Regions from separate parts of the Homo sapiens genome. Here region 2 is linked to region 1. A link is an interaction called in ENCODE POLR2A ChIA-PET data of the cell type or tissue named here. Cell type or tissue: B cell. All regions are shown on one strand.

Evidence for each region. ChIA-PET counts read pairs that join two places held together with the same protein. Peaks named below come from ENCODE experiments on the same cell type or tissue, not always from the same donor. Only the 100,000 strongest peaks of a DNase experiment are listed, where the experiment ranks them.
Region 2: POLR2A ChIA-PET joins it to region 1 with 12 read pairs; 2 of 35 experiments call an interaction of 5 or more read pairs at or near these places.

The regions. Positions count from the first base shown.
Region 1 is chr15:99,498,197-99,506,196 of GRCh38, forward strand. LOC105371019 (a long non-coding RNA gene) reads right to left here. Exons shown (of 3, transcript XR_001751710.2): 2 at 5,221-5,329; 3 at 1-924. Among named protein-coding and RNA genes, the nearest start is that of MEF2A, 64 kb to the right of the region's middle. RefSeq lists enhancers at 3,791-3,950, 3,981-4,070, 4,121-4,190, 4,471-4,720, 6,371-6,500. In B cell, no CTCF peak of the experiment used is centred here; DNase peaks (open chromatin) are centred at 4,185, 5,395, 6,055 and 6,635; H3K27ac peaks cover 3,457 bases.
Region 2 is chr15:101,103,563-101,111,562 of GRCh38, forward strand. All of the region lies in intron 1 of LRRK1-AS1 (LRRK1 antisense RNA 1), which reads right to left. Among named protein-coding and RNA genes, the nearest start is that of LRRK1-AS1, 44 kb to the right of the region's middle. In B cell, no CTCF peak of the experiment used is centred here; no DNase peak of the experiment used is centred here.

The DNA of each region.
Region 1 (8,000 bases):
TTGAAAGTCCTCCTGTCCCACCAAGGGATAGTCAGGAAGTTGTTTCTATTCCTCATGGGGGCAAAGTAGACATTCCTGGTTCTCTGTCTGTCCTCTAGTTTCAAGTCTGACTGTGTGGGAGGAACTTAGGTTGTTCTTCTGGTGTCTGGAGGTCGGCTCCACCCCTGGGCCATGTGCTCTGCCCACCGTGATCCTCTCTTGGCCTCCAGCTGCAGGGGTTTGTCTCCTACCAGGCACCAACCTCTTCCTCTCCCGCGACCCTTTTAGTACTACTGCTCCCCACTCCCATCCCACACAGAAAGTTCTAGATCTCACCCAAGCCACACAGAAACCCAGGGAACCTCCTCTATGGCATCTCAGATTCCCTCCATATCTAAACGTTTCACACCATCATTTCTCCTCTACTGAAGCCCCCCAGCATGGGTGTAGATCACCTTGCAAGGCAGTCTCTGCCTGGAATTCTAAACAGAAAGTGGAGCACAAGCTTTCAGATTCTTCTTTGGACCATCTGAAATGTCCATAATCTCTCCTGCACTCTAGGTATAGTGTCTTAATCTAATAATCTCATTAACTGAAAATGTCTCTCATCTCTGCCCCCCACATCCCAGCCCAAGAAGGGCTGTTCACCTTGCTGGGGGACAGGGAACTGCTCTTGGGTCATTTGTGAATCCTTCTCTACACTATGGTGTGTGGTGAAAACCCCATGCTTGTCCTCTAAGATTATTGTATTTAAAAGAAATGTATGCGAATTTAGGAAACCCTTTCCTCTCTTAATGGCCCGGCTCTTGCAGTTGAAATCTTGGCTTTCAGTCCTCCTGTTCTTGAGTTTATTTAAGTATCTGAAGCTCAGCATCCTGTCTTCATTCCCACTTTCCATTTCTCCTTCATTCCAGCTACTGCTCATGAAGATAATGGAAACTGTGGCTAAGTAGGTGGAAATCACAAATAAGGAGTGAAAAAAGAAAGCACATTAATATAATTCAAGGTATTAATCTGAACACATTTACTTTGATGTTAACTATGAATGACTTATTCCCTCCTCCAAAAATAAAAAAAAAAGAAGAAGAAAGAAATCGTGTATTCCTGCACTCAGCTCCAACTTGGCTCCTACTTGGCCCTCCTACATTTGCTGAGCCTCTGGACTTTCCAAGCCTTAGGCTCTCAGATCCCTTTTGTGGCGCCTGCTTGACTGTCAACTCTATGTCTGGCATTGCCTGGTGTCATGAAAAGATTTTCTCTGGTATCCAGCTCCACAGGACCTATCACTCCTGGGCACGGAAGGGGCAGGATACAAACCCTGCGGGCAGGAACTCCTAGGAAATCCTCCAGATCGATTTCTTGATAATTCAGATGAGCCTAACTAAGTTTGGATTTTGAGCTTGGTGACAGCCACCTCCAATATGGCCATCTGTAGTCCCACCTCCTAGTATCAATGCTTTGTGTGGTCCCCTTCTACATCGGATCAGGGTTGGCCCACGTGACCGATGGAGTAAGGTCGAGTGATGGTACGGCTATAAAAGACATTGTGGCTTCTGCCCTTGTCGCTCTCAAATCACTAGCACTGGAGAAGCTGGCTGCCATGTTGTGAGGACACTCAGGCAGCCCCATGGAGAGGTCTATGCAGCAAGGAGCTGAGGCCTCCTGCCACAAGCCATGTGGGTGAACCATCTTGGAGCAAACCCAGACTTACAGTCGCAGGCTAATGTGGCAGACAGGACTCATCCATCTAGCCCCATCAGCTCAGAGCTGAGCAAGTAGAGGCCTAGAGAGGTCAAATGATCCATCACCACCACACATCTGGTCAATGTCCAAGCCACACCTTGCCTTCCAGTCCCATTTTAGATAAACTGATTGATCTTCAGCTCAGAGTAGCTTCTTGCGATGGGTGTGGTGGCTCACGCCTATAATCCCAGCATATTGGGAGGCCTAGGCAGGCGGATAACTTGAGGTCAGGAGTTTGAGACCAGCCTAGCCAACATGGTGAAACCCCATATCTACTAAAAATAGAAAAATTAACTGGGTGTGGTGGCACATGCCTGTGGTCCCAGCTACTCAGGAGGCAGAGGCACAAGAATTGCTTGAACCTGGGAAGCAGAGGTTGCAGTGAGCCAAGATCGCACCACTGCACTCCAGCCTGGGCAACGGAGTGAGGATCTGTTGAGACAGATCAAAAAAAAAAAAAAAAAAAAAAAAAGGGAGGGTGGCTTCTTGGATTTCACCATTCGTGTTTCCTGTGCGCTGGCTTCTCCATCCTGTGGCGCCTGGTCATTAGCAGAGTCTAGGACATCCTATTGCAGTAGGCAGGGAGCTGGAGTGGGGTAGGGCAGGCTGATGGGCATCCTGGGCTGAGATAATGTGTCTAAAGACACAGCAGTGTGAACATGGGTGGCATTTTTGGAGAGGGGTGAGTTGTCTACTGCAAAGGAAGGCAGGGGCCATACAGAAGAGCACCTTCACTATGGCATAAAGTGACACTTCCTGGAGCTCCTGAGACAGCCAAGGGCAGGTGTCAAAGTTCCTGCCTCGAGTTCAAAACAGGACAGTGTCTGTCCTCGAAGGTGGAGGGCCCCAAACAACAAACACCCATGGGAGGGTGTGTGTTATTAGCCTGAGTATTGTGCAAGGTAACATGCCGTCAAAGCAGGCAGGGTTTGGTCAGTCCCATTCATGCTTGATCAGGGGAGATGTTTCCAGAAAATATAAAGCTGGAGGGTGCAGAAGAGAGTCCCTGCAATAGCAGATCTGGGGCTAGCCCTGATGACCAAGAATGCTGACCTTTTCGGCAAACTTTCTCAGCAGGCTCTCAACAACCTCTGCACCTGAGCTTCCCAAAACAGGCTGAAGCAGCAAAGGCAGATGGAATGTATTGATTCCTTTGGTTTTGTTTCATCTTGTTTTCATTCACTGCAGTAATCTTCTTCCCAGGAAAGCAGAGGATTTCCTGGAATAAGGATCCTAGCCCTTCTCTATAACCTGCATATGGGTATCACTTTTCAAGGCCAATTTACAGACATATGTTTCTTGCCAGTAAGTTCAAAGATGTAACCACATCAAGTGCAGAAAGCCTGGTTCTTAAAGAGAAGGATAAAGCCGAGTTGGAAGACGGTGGGTTTTCTAGCCCCAATCTCCACCTTGTTCCAAAACCTATGGTAACCCCAAGAGGTGAGGAAGGTTGAAATTTTTCAGGCTTATACAGGCAAATAACTTACTTAATTTTTTTGATTGAATTTAGTGCAGCTCCTAACCCCTTATTTACATTCAGTCACTATCAAAATTTTCTCACTGTCCTTTAAGTAAAAATGGAATCAGTTATGGATTTTTTTTATTCCTCTTTCCTCTCTTTCTCACCAGGTGTTAAACTTGAGTGAGGTGTATTCCGGGTTGGGAGGCACCGTGTGTCTGCAACCCAGACAGTCAATGTTCATTGGCCCCAGGACATTGACACCTACCCAGCTACCCCCTGTATCTGTGGCCTCTCCACTCTCCAGTTGCCAGACCTAAGCAGGTGCCCCGTGTTCTCTTTATCCCACTACCAAGGCTCTGCAGCCTGCTCTCAGGCACACCTGTCCTCTCTACATGGCATGGAAACGTTGGCTGCGCCACCCTGGGAAACTGGGGGCTCTGGGAAACCACGTGTGGCCCATCCGCTGGGGCCCCTCCATGCTTCTGGTGCCACGGCACACGTGGGCTTCTCAAGAGACTTGCTGCCCCTTTGTCCCTCCCCTTCACCTTCAATTTACTTGAAGAAACCAAAGCCTGGGCTTTGTAAAGAGTATTGTCACTGCCATGTGTTTAAAGAAATCCATTCGGAAATTCAGATGGCTTTCCCTCCCTTTCTTTGGGTAGAGGCTGCCGGCCAACAAGGAAAATAAGATACAGAAACCTTGAGAATGGGCTTCAAGTAGAGGGAAATGCCGTTTGCAACAAGTTCTTAGTAGCAAGCAACAGACACCTATTTTGGCTAATTTCAGTGAAAGGGAGTCTCGTGAAAGGCTATGGGGCAGCTCCGAATCATTTTAGAGGACACACAGGCACAGAGCTGATCTTTGAGGAACCATGAGTCAAATCACACCACAGAACAGGGCTGATGGGGAAACCCTGCCACCACCTCTGAGCACCCACACCTCGCCCACCCCAGGAGCTGTGCCTGGCTGCCACTGCTCCTGCGGCCACCACTGTCCCTTCCCTCCTGAGTCACCAGCTCTGAGTCTGGTGTTGGCACCTTCACCTGGCTGGGAAGCCCCACTCTTTGAGCCCCAGCTGCAAGGCAGGCTGGAAAAAGGAAGTATCTGACCATCACTTACCTTTCAGAGAGGTGGTTTTGCTCTTCACAAAGACTCAAAAAATAAAAAAAAAAAGAGTGAGAGACGCAATTCTCCACATAAATATCAAGATCATGCTTCAGGTGCTGGGAAACCAAAGCTCATAACAAGGGCCTCCTTTCACACAAGAAACACACTGGGGCTGGCCTGAGAAGGTTCTCTGAGAGCCTCCAAGGTGCTCCACCCAAGGACACAAACCAAGCAGCATGGAGAGGCTGAGGGACACAGAGATTCTGCCTCCAGGAAGAGGAGCAGAGGCCTGACAAAGACCAAGGAGCTGGGAGAGAACTCATGAGAGGGCCGAGAACCACAAGGAAAGCCCCTCCACTGTGGAGGAGCCTGGGGTGAGGCACCAAGGAGGGGAGCCCCTCCCCTGAGGACTGCGTTTATCCAGCTTGAAGATGGGACTGAGCTGAAGGAAAGCCCACCGTGGCTAGAAGTACTTGAGCCGTCAACAGTAAAGCTACTCACTGTGGGCGGCACCAGCCCTCCCTCCCATTGCTAGGAGTGCAACACTGGGATGAAACCAGATTCTGTGGAAAATCGGTCAGGGCCAGGAGGAGAGGGAAGAACTCAACGCTTGGATGTGGATGTCGGAGCCCCCCTCCCATCCATCTGCTTGGGGGGAGGAGGGGTGGGAAGGGCAAGGCCGAATCGGGGTAAAGGCCCCAGGTGGGCAAATAAGGCAGCTCCCCATTGGTCCACATGTTGACCTTTTGTTTGTGGCCTTTTGCCCACAAGGACAGTATTTCCACTTAAAGGTCACCTCCCCCAGGCAGCAATCATTACTGTTTTGCAGCCTGTTGGGAAAGTCAGATGTAAGCCATCAGATAACAAAGAAAAAACACGACAAGAAGAGAAACAAATATTTCAGGGCACTGCTCTTGTCATTCCTCACCCCTGAATGCACCGATCACCCTGGCCAGCAGAGATGGCTCCCGCCTCCTTGTTCAGCTCTTACGGTCACGGGGTTTGCCTTCCTCGCTGATGCCACCAGCATCCTTTGGCTGGAAACAAAACAGCCCCATCAATTCAGATTGTTCTTAGGAGCTTTCAGAGGAGATATTGGTTGCATTTAACACACAGTCGGGGCCAAAATAAAGGCTGGGTAGGTGCCCGGGTTATTCAGCGGGAAATGACATCCTGCTCAGGTACACAAATGTCATGCTCCCCAAGCCCTGACACAGGCAAACCGTCTCACAGCCTTCCTTCCCCAGGACTCCAGATTTTCCAACCGATGGTTCTCTTCTTGCCTTCAGACACAACCTGTCCCGTTTGGGAAGGCCAAGACAGGAGACCACAGTGGCAGGGAGCAAACAGGAAACATGAGAGTGGTATCACTGACCTAATCTTTTCCTTTGCAGAAACAATCTCAATTAAAATGCATCACTTCAGAAACCCTATGAAGGACCCGCTCTGTGAATTCTTTCGAAGGTCATCTTAATAATCCAAACCAGTTGCCCAACCAGGAAAGAATTATTCTCTAACATAATTGAAAACACCCACAGGCAGGTGCTTATTGCTTGTGAAAATGAAGACTCATGCATCATTGGAGCCTTAGTTCCAGAGAAGGTGGGATGTGCACGGATCTGTTCTTTTGACAAAGCAGCATGAGGAAAAAGACTCTGTGGCCATTGCCCCTAAAAATAAAGGTATCCTGCCAAGCTTCTCACTGGCATCCTCAGCTTCCCCTTTCTGAGGCTGAGATGAGGTTTCCTTGGCCTCCTCACCCCCACCACCATAGAGCAGAGAGGCCCAAAGTCTGTTCTCAAAATCACTCACATTCAAATGTGAGTAACTGACATCAGCCAAATTGGGAACCAGAGTCAAATCTGAAACTCAAAGGAAAAAGCTTCCAGATAAACTTCAGAGATCTTCACTGTGGGGAGATGGGGGGGACCAACTAGATGGAGTAGGGGATCTTTATGGCCACTGTTTCTCTGAAGGGACAGAAGGACCAGGCTCACTAGGTCTGGGTGGAAACCCTAGCTCTGAAAGTTCCTTCTTACATGGCTTTGAGATGATTACTCGGGGTGGTTCTGAGCTTACTTATTGCATCATAAAAAGGAGAGACCCATGCGGACTTCTCAGGGCGAGGATGAAGTGGGATGCTATTTGTGAAGGTGTTTGGCCCATCAAGGTGTCCATAGGACTAAAGACCCTACGCAGAAACACTCGTGGCCAGGACCGGGCTCCTCCAGGCTGTGGTCAGAGCGGGCCAGGTTCTAGTGGAAAACTCTGCCTCAGTCAAGGGCTGCTCAGGGGTTGGTGCTCTCAGTAGAAAGCCAGTCTCTGGTACGTGACTGGCACAACCTACAGGGGCTTCCAGAACCCGTCACAGCAGTGTGCCTGGCCTGCAGGGTACCTGAGCATTGCTCTCTTAACCTAGCATTTATTCATCAACCTCCTGGAGCTCCTCCTGGAGGCCTGGCTTCAGAATGAGTCATATTGCCCGACACCACACTCTTTTGTTTAGAATTGATACAGGACATGGGGTTCCTGTGAAATTAGCTTGAAATTAATTTAGCCACAATAGCTTATTGTTAGATTTAATTGTAAATGAAACAATTCACCAGGGACGTTTCACTTTGTAAACAAGCACCTCAGAGTCAGCAGGGAATTTGGGTATTTTTTTTCCTACTCTCTAGTCGCTGCATAGGTTTTTACAAAATTTGTGGCCAAGCATAAAAAGCATTTTGGACACGGCTTTGGAGGGACAGCCCACTGCCATTCGTCACCCTCTTAGGTGCCCTGGCACTGGGTAGGAGCAGTCTGCTTTCACGCAGCCTGCTGGGCACAGGAAGGTGCTCTTTGCTGCAGTCAATACATTGTCCAAAAATCACCCTGACTCCATTCCAGAATCCCCAGTGCTCCTGCAGAAGCATCAGTGCTGCTCATATTAAAGAGTCCAAAAAACAGGGTCTGGGCAGTCCAGGCTATGGTTTCCTTCAGAAGCCCTGAAGCCAGTGTTTCTTAGAACATGATGCCACACCACCGTTGGAACATACAGTTATTATCAACATATAGTTCTCATGTTAATGGTTACATGTTCATTTTAAGATGTATTAAAACAAAAATCATTCCTCAAAACTGTGATTTCATGGCAATACACATAAGTTTACATTAAAAGGCAGGTCAGCCAGGGACAGTGGCTCATGCCTGTAATCCCAGCACTTCGGGAGACTGAAGTAGGCAATTGCTTGAGCCCAGGAATTTGAGATCAGCCTGGTCAACACGGCAAAACCCTGTCTTTACAAAAAATACAAAAATTAGCTGTGCATGGTAGTGCATGCCTCCCAGCTACTTGGGAAGCTGAGGCAGGAGAATCATCTGAGTCTGGGAAGTGGAAACTGCAGTGAACTGTGATTGTGTCACTGCACGCCAGCCTGGGTGACAGAGGACACCCTGTCTCAAAAAGGAAAAAAAAAAAAAAAAAAAAGGTAGGTCAATATGAAGAAGAGTAATTTAAAATTAAAAAAAATTAAAAAGTAAATTATATGCAACTTAAAACCAGGAGATATCATCTTACACCAGTCAGAATGGCTGTAAAAAGACAAAAAAACACAGATGTTGGTGAGGACGCAGAAAAAAGGGAATGTGTATGTACCATTGGTGGAAATGTAAATTAATACAAACACTATCCAAAGGAAAATAAATCATTATATCAAAAAGTGGCCA
Region 2 (8,000 bases), 1.6 Mb after region 1:
CATCAGCCCCTCGTAGACTATAAACAACACCAGAGCCGACGCTTTTTCTCCTTTGCCTCACCATTGCATTCCCAGCACCATTTCAGTGCCTAGCACTTGATAATTGTTGAATAATAAGCCCAGAGAGACAAACAGGCAAGAGTCACTGGGAGTGCTGCCCGAAGCAAGGTGTTGGGAAGCGGGTGTGGGTTGGGGAAGAGATGCTGTGATCGGCTGGTGATGTCTGCCCTGGGTGTGGAGTGGGAGGAGGTGACACAGGCACCACTGCTGGAACCATGCCCTTCAAACCACAAAGCCCAGAACACTCTCCCAGGCGGGACACAGAGGACTCCAGAGTGACAGTCCCCATGCCCACAAATTGCATTTGCACCTTTGGAAGATCCTCTGATAAATTTAAAGCACGCATCGTCATTACTTTCCAAAATGGTTAGAAATGGGAGAAGACATCCAGGCTGATAAGGCCTTCTCCTCCAGGACAGGAGATTTTTGCTTGGAAAGGGCTACTATCTACTTTGAACACTAATTAGAATATGGACTTTTTGCCAACATTAGAGAATTTCTTAGCTCCCTTCAAAGCCCACGCCCTAACAGGAGCTGAGTAGGCATCCGCATCAGTTCCAAATGAAAGGCAACTTCACTTTCCGATGCATTTTGGAGCCACCGACCAATACAAAGTCAGATGAGCAAGTGGCAACATGGCAGCTGCCCCGTCCCACAGATGGTCCAGGGCTGCAGCCAGGTTTTAGGCAGCAAATGTTGATTGCACTTGTCATAATGCTGGGAAAGAATGTGCAGCTATCCCAAGCTTTCTTAAGCACTTTTTTTTCCCTGTCATAATCCGGAAACCAGTCAGCCTTGGGTCACCCGTCTACACTCCAGCTTTACTTACAGAATTGGTGCCTACAGAGTATCCTCGTGTGCAATCACCCCCTCGTCACCCAGAACCAAGTGACAAACAGAGTATCCTCATGTGCAAGCACAGGACTCACCCCTCGTCACCCAGAACCTAGTGACATTCCCCGCAATGGCATGGCAAGCGCCTCCTTAACAGCCAGTCTTGGGATGAGACTAGCAGGGGTCCAGATTCAAAAAGAAATCCTCCACTAAGTGGTGTCCCAAACCACACAAACCCTTCATGAGTCGGATGTCACCACAGTTGGCACTCACTGGTGTGGCCTTCCAGAACGTGAGCTGACTGTCCCGCCTTCCACAGGCCACACCCTGGCAGGGGTTTACCTGAAGCCAGATGGCTTGTACCAAAATATCCCCACTCTTTTAAAGAGATGGGGTCTCACTCTGCTGCCCAGGCTGGAGTACAAGGGCGCAAATCATAGCTCAATGCAGCCTTATACTCCTGGGTTCAAGCTATCTTCCCTCCTCAGCCTCCCAAGTAGCTGGAACTACAGGCACACACCTCCATGCCCAGCTAATTTTTTTTCCTTTTGTGGACACAGGGTCGAGCTATGTTGCCTAGGCTGGTCTTGAACTCCTAGCCTCAAGTGATCCTGCAGCCTTGGCCTCCTAAGTGGCTGGGACTATAGTCATGAGCCACATTGCCTGGCTCCAAATGTCCTACTCTTGACAAACTAATCCTGACGCTTATACTGTTTATCATCCGATGTCACCCTGATGAGAGATGACAAGGAATGGTGATGATCTGGGTTTTCGCCAGGAAGCCCCGGGCTGGCATTTCACAGGCAAATGTCCCATGGCTCTTGGAAGACTTGGGGAACCTGACTCATGTGATCAAACTCACAGCAGACTTCAGTGTTGAAACAGAACTGCCAAATTGTTAATTTACTTTGAGAGGTGCCTTTTCAAGGAGCTAAATGAATGGATTCCCCCAGAAGGATTTCTGGCTGGAATTTCCAGAAAGCTGAGTCATTGGAATGGCACCTGATGGGCCTCAGAGGGGATCTCAGGGGTTGAGGAGTTTTGGGGGCTGCAGACTGCAGACAAGGGGGGAACGCCATGAAAGTTAGGGCCTAATCTAGCCTCATCCCCTTGGACCTGATGGATAAATCCAGACAGCCACTAACTGCCTGGACTTCCTCTTTCCATGCCAGTGGGTTTTTAAGTTTACAGTTAATAGTGACCCCCTCCCTTTTATGACACATATTGCTAGTCTATAAAATAGACCAAAGCAGTAGTTTATGGGTGTAAATGGATCTCATGTATTCAACTGTATAACCGTGACGGGCAGGGTTAAAATTATTAACAAGAGGAGTTGTACAGCTGCCATGCTCCCCTGCTCTCAGTCAAAGGACAAAAGCCAAAGAGGTCAGTTTTCTTTTTCTGTCTTCAAAGGGAAAGAAAATAATGAGGGTGGGGGCAGGGTATATTCCATAGAGAATGCCACCTACCAGGTTCCCCTCGGATTTCAGCGTTAAAAAATAGGAACACACTTGGAGATTTTAGCAAAAATATCTGGAGGCCAAATAGCTGTTTTGGAAAGGTGTAAATAACATCGGAATTACTATCTGGGCTGTGTTTCTTTAAGAATGATATGTATTCGAGTCCAAATCATGGCAGGGGTGACATTAAACACTGAAGTTTATGGTGGGTGGATTTACATCAGCCTTGTTTCCAGTTTATTTTTGCATTTTTTTCTTGTTTTAGAACATTAAGGAAGTTTTGATTCACAAAGACAATTAGCTCTCAATGGTAACAATTGTTAACAGTTTTGTCACAGGGATGAAAACAGCTTTATTCTAAGGTTTGCACTAAATCGAGTTAACTAGCAGCAAAGTCAATGATTTAAGTTCAAATTTATAAGTAGTTGGTCACACTGAATGTGTGTGAGTAGGAGTGAGAGTGAGATTAAGGGAGAGAAAGAATGAGGCCGGGCGTGGTGGCTCACGCCTGTAATCCCAGCACTTTGGGAGGCCGAGGCAGGTGGATCACGAGGTCAGGAGATCGAGACCATCCTGGCTAACATGGTGGAACCCTGTCTCTACTGAAAATACAAAAAATTAGCCGGGCGTGGTGCTACTCGGGAGGCTGAGGCAGGAGAATGGCGTGAACCCGGGAGGCGGAGCTTGTAGTGAGCCGAGATCATGCCACTGCACTCCAGCCTTGGTGACAGAGCGAGACTCTGTCTTAAAAAAAAAGAGAGAGAGAGAAAGAATGAGAGGGGTGAGAGAGAGGGGCGGGGGGGAGAGAGAGAGAGTGTGTGTGTGTGTGTGTGAGAGAGAGAGAGAGTGTGTGTGTGTGTGTGTGAGAGAGAGAGAGAGAGAGAGTGTGTGTGTGTGTGTGAGAGAGAGAGAGAAAGGAGCAAGTGCATGTGTGCCTGCCTTCGTGTGGCTCAGGACATCTTGCAAATAGTTAGAAGTATATGATAAATGAAAAATGAAAATGAACAAAACATTTGGGGACTCTCCCACAAAACCTCCGGATTCTGCAACCCACCTCTGCAGGCTGCTGCCCCTCTCTGCACCAAACCTTCTCCTCCTACTAACTCATCATCCTCTTCCCGTCCTGCCTCGCTGGATGGAAGTGCTGGCTGACTTCAACCTGACAGGCAATCCCAGAGTTCAGTTCCATTGAATCACCCACACTTTGTTCAAATATTTTAATGATTTAACTTTCAGGGGCTGTATTCGTTTCTGGGGGCTGCCACAATAAATCACCACAAACTTGGAGACTCAAAACAATGATGGAGCCAGAAATTCCAGCTTGAGGGGTCCCAGGGCCATGCCCCCCTCCAGAGGCGCTGCGGGAGAGTTGGCCCTTGCCGCTTCGGCATCTGGTGGCTTCAGGTGTTCCCTGTGGCTGCATTGCCCCAATCTCTGCCTCTGCAGTTGCATGGCCTTCTCCTCTGTGTGTCTGTGTCTCCTCTTCTCTTATGGAGACACTCGTCCTTGGGTTTAAGGCCCACCCAGTAACCCAGAATGGTCTCGTCTCAAGACCTTTCACTTGATTACATCTGTAAGGCCCTTTTTCCAACCGAGATCACATCCTCAGGTTTCCAGGAATTCGGATGTGGACATGTCTTCATGGGAGCCACCATTCGACACTTGGCAGAGGCCAACCTTTCTCCCCATCATGACCATACATATGAGAAGCAATTGACACCTTTCCTGGCCGACAGTGAGGGTGTGATCAAAGGCAGCTGATACCATTCCCCCCACATACCCCCACCCCCGGTCCCCTAGGGCCGGGGACTTTATCTTCTGTTGCAGACTGAATTGTCTTCCTCCAAAATTCACATGTTGAAATCTTAACCTCCAGAACCCCAGAATGTAACCATATCTGGTTGATATAGTCTTTAAAGAGGTAATTAAGATAAAACAAGGTCACATAGGTGGGCCCTAATCCAATATGACTGCTGTCCTTATAAGAAGAAGAGATTAGGACACAGACACTCACAGAGGGAAGACCACGTGAGGACCCAGAGGAAGACAGTCATCTCCCAGCCAATAAGAGGGGCCTGAGAAACAACCACCCCTGCCAGCACCTTGATCTCTAGGTGAACTCCTTGATTTCTTCTGGCCTTCAGGATTGTGGGAAAACGAATTTCTCTGCTGTTTGAGCCAGCCAATGGTTGTATTTTGTTCTGGGTGTCTGCTATGGACTAAATGTTTGTGTCTTTCCCAAATTCATACATTGACACCCTAATCCCCAGTGGCTTGGGCTTAGGAGGTGGGGCCCTTGGGAGGTGATAAGGTCACGAGGGTGGAGCCCCTTATGGTGGGATTAGTGCCCTTATCAGAAGAGACACCAGGGAGCTTGCTTCATCTCTCTCTTTGCTATGTGAGGACAGAGAGAAAGCAGCCATCTGTGAACCTGAAGTGGGCCCTCACCAGATGTCAGACCTGCTGGTGCTTTGATCTCAGACTTCCCAGCCTCTGCTGTGAGAAATAAGGGGTTTTTGTTTAAGTCCCCCAGTCTACTGCAGTTTGTTAGAGCCAGCCGCGCTGATAGGCTTGTGACGCAGGCCTCCACAATCAGTTAATCCTTTTCCCCTTCCACGGAGGGGTCTGTATGCCTGTAGCTGCTGGAAGGGGAGGCCTTCCCAAGAGTGCGACCCGCGCAGGGGCCTGCCGATAGCCTTCAGACCCCAACTCCGACAGTGCTGGTGCTGCCCCAGGGCTTTTCAGTGATGTGAGGCAACAAATTGCCCTTTCTTCTTAAGCTGGTGTGGGCTGGGCTTCTTATCATTGATGGTAAACGATTCCTGCCACTTACCACCAATGAGACTCTCAAGAGACCAGGAGCTCTTCGGTCTGAGGATTCATCAGAAGCTCCACAATAAGCCTCCAGTGCTAGGAGTGGAGCCCCTAACAGGTCCAGCTCAGCAGCAGAAGCCAGCCTGCCCCTGGGGGTCTCCCCACAGCCCCTGTGTGTCAGTTGCCTCATCCCCCCATGAGGTGACACGCTTTCTGGCTCCTACCTCCTGATCCCCAGGGGCTACTGATGGACCTTGGTCCCTGAGTGTCCACGTACCTGTCTACCCCCACTCTGCATCCACACTGGCTGCCCACGGCCGCTCTGGACACCCACGTTACTCCTGCCTGTTAAAGAAATAATTATAAAGATCACAACAAAGAAAAGCGTAACATGGAAATGGTTGCCTGGGGATGCCGGTGTTGTGACTGCTTTTCTCTTTCTTCTGAAATTTACTACACACACATTATGACAACAATGACGGCCGGGTACAGTGGCTCCTGCCTGTAATCCCAGCACTTTGGGAGGCTGAGGTGGGTGGATCACCTGAGGTCAGGAGTTCAAGACCAGCCTGGCCAACATGGTGAAACCCTATCTCTACTAAAAATACAAAATTAGCCAGGCACGGTGGTGCCCACCTGTAGTCTCAGCTACCCGGGAGGCCGAGGCAGGAGAATCGCTGGAACCTGGGAGGTGGATGTTGCAGTGAGCTGAGATGGCACCACTGCACTCCAGCCTAGGTAAGAGAGTGAAACTGTGTCTCAAAACACACACACACACACACACACACACACACACACACACACACACTATAACAACGACAGAAATGCGTTTTTTGTTTGCTTGTTTTTGAGACAGGCTCACTGCCACCTCCTTTTCCCGGGTCCAAGCAATTCTCCTGCCTCAGCCTCCCAAGTAGCTGAGATTACAGGTGCATGCCACCACGCCCAGCTAAGTTTTGTATTTTTAGTAAAGATGGGGTTTCACCGTGTTGGCCAGGCTGGTCTTGAACTCCTGACCTCAGGTAACCCGCTCACCTCAGCCTCCCAAAGTGCTGGGGTTACAGGTGTGAGCCACTGTGCCCAGCAAACAGAAATGTTAAAGTCACTTATTGTCTTCATGATGCAAGGTGACAATGTTTATGCAATTTTTAAAAATTGCTGAGGTGGGAGGATCACCTGAGCCTGGGGAGATTGAGGCAGAGGTGAACCAGGACCACACTACTGCACATCAGCCTGGGTGACAGAGCAAGACCTTGTTTCAAAAAAAAAAAAAAAAATGCTGCTGTACTTTCAGCCCACGGAAGTCAGGAGTCAAGGCATGAGTGCATGTAGTCCACAAAAATAGTACTGATGGTAATGTGTTTAGATGTGTGTCCCCTCCAAATTCCATGTTGGAATGTGGTCCCTGGTGTTGGATTCCCAGCGTTGGAGCCTGGTGGGAGGTGTTGGGGTCACGGGGATGGATCCCTCATGAATGGCTGAGCACCACCCATTGGTGACAAGTGAGTTCTCACTCACTCATTGGATTCATTCATTTGATAAGGGGTTGTTTAAAACAGCCTGGCATCTCTCTTGCTCCTCTCTCCCCATGTGACACACCTGCTCCCCCTTTGCCTTCCACCGTGACTGTAAGCTTCCAGAGGCCTCACCAGAAGCTGAGTAGATGCTGGTGCCCTGCTTATACAGTCTACGGAGCCATGAGCCAAAATAAACTTCTTTTCTTAGTGAATTATCCATTCGGAGGTATCCTTTTATAGCAATGCAAAACGGACTAACACAGATGGTAACAACGAGGGAACTGACTGCTTTGTTAACTAGCACAAAGAGCCCACCCACATGTGGACAATCTCAGGGAAGGCCCATCGGGCCACTCCAAGGCTTGGAGACCATTTTTAGCTTTATTTATTTACTTATTTACACCCAGGACTTTTGAAAATTTCTTTCCCAAAAATAAGCCGTTGCGTTTCTAAATATCTTGAAAAGCGAGGCCCTCTAATGCGAGGCCCCTATCTCTACCACCACGGAATTATCCCCTCTCTATATGGCCTCGTGCACAATTCATGAAGCAGCCTTTCACCACAGCCTGGAGGGCCCCTAACTTTGAGGAGCCACCTCCTTTTTGACCAGGTGAGGGGTCCCAGGAATGAAGGCCCAAGACCCATCGCTGTGTGGTTCAGGCTGGCCAGGTGCTGTGGTCCCAGGGATGCGTGTTCAGTGGCTGGTTTATCTTCCATCCTGGCTGAGGTCACTGAAGGATAGCCAGGGACGCAGGAACAGCTTGGAAATATCTGGACTGTGAGGGAGGTGCCGGGGCTCAGTAGCAGCTGCTCGAGGCCCCCACAGCTCCCGTGGGACCAGCTGACCCCACAGGATGCTGGGAGAGATGACCCATTCACAAAAGCTTGCCAATCGTGGCCTTTTCCAACCTTCCGGACATCAAACGCCCGCTGATGGTGGCCTTTTCCAACCTTCCGGACATTTTTGGGTCCCAGCCTCAGAGGGACTGAGCTGCTTCTGCTATCCTTTACCTGAAGCCTAGGATTTCAGCTCCCTTAATGTGCATTCAGGCTCTGCTCGGCGTGGCCTGCCTCTCCTGGTGCTTCTCCCCCAGACCCCATCGGCCTCTCACTCCTCCCTTTTTGGCAGCCTCTTTGCCCCTGCCTAGAGGGCACCCTGCTCCTCCTTCCCTTGGGGACCTGCTCACTCCTCGCCAGGCCCAGGCCCCACATGCCTCCATCATGAACCCCCAACACCTGCCTCGGCTGCCTTCCTCGGGATCCCTCCTTCCTTCTCCCAGCTCACAGCCTTGACCTTTACTGAGGATCACAGACA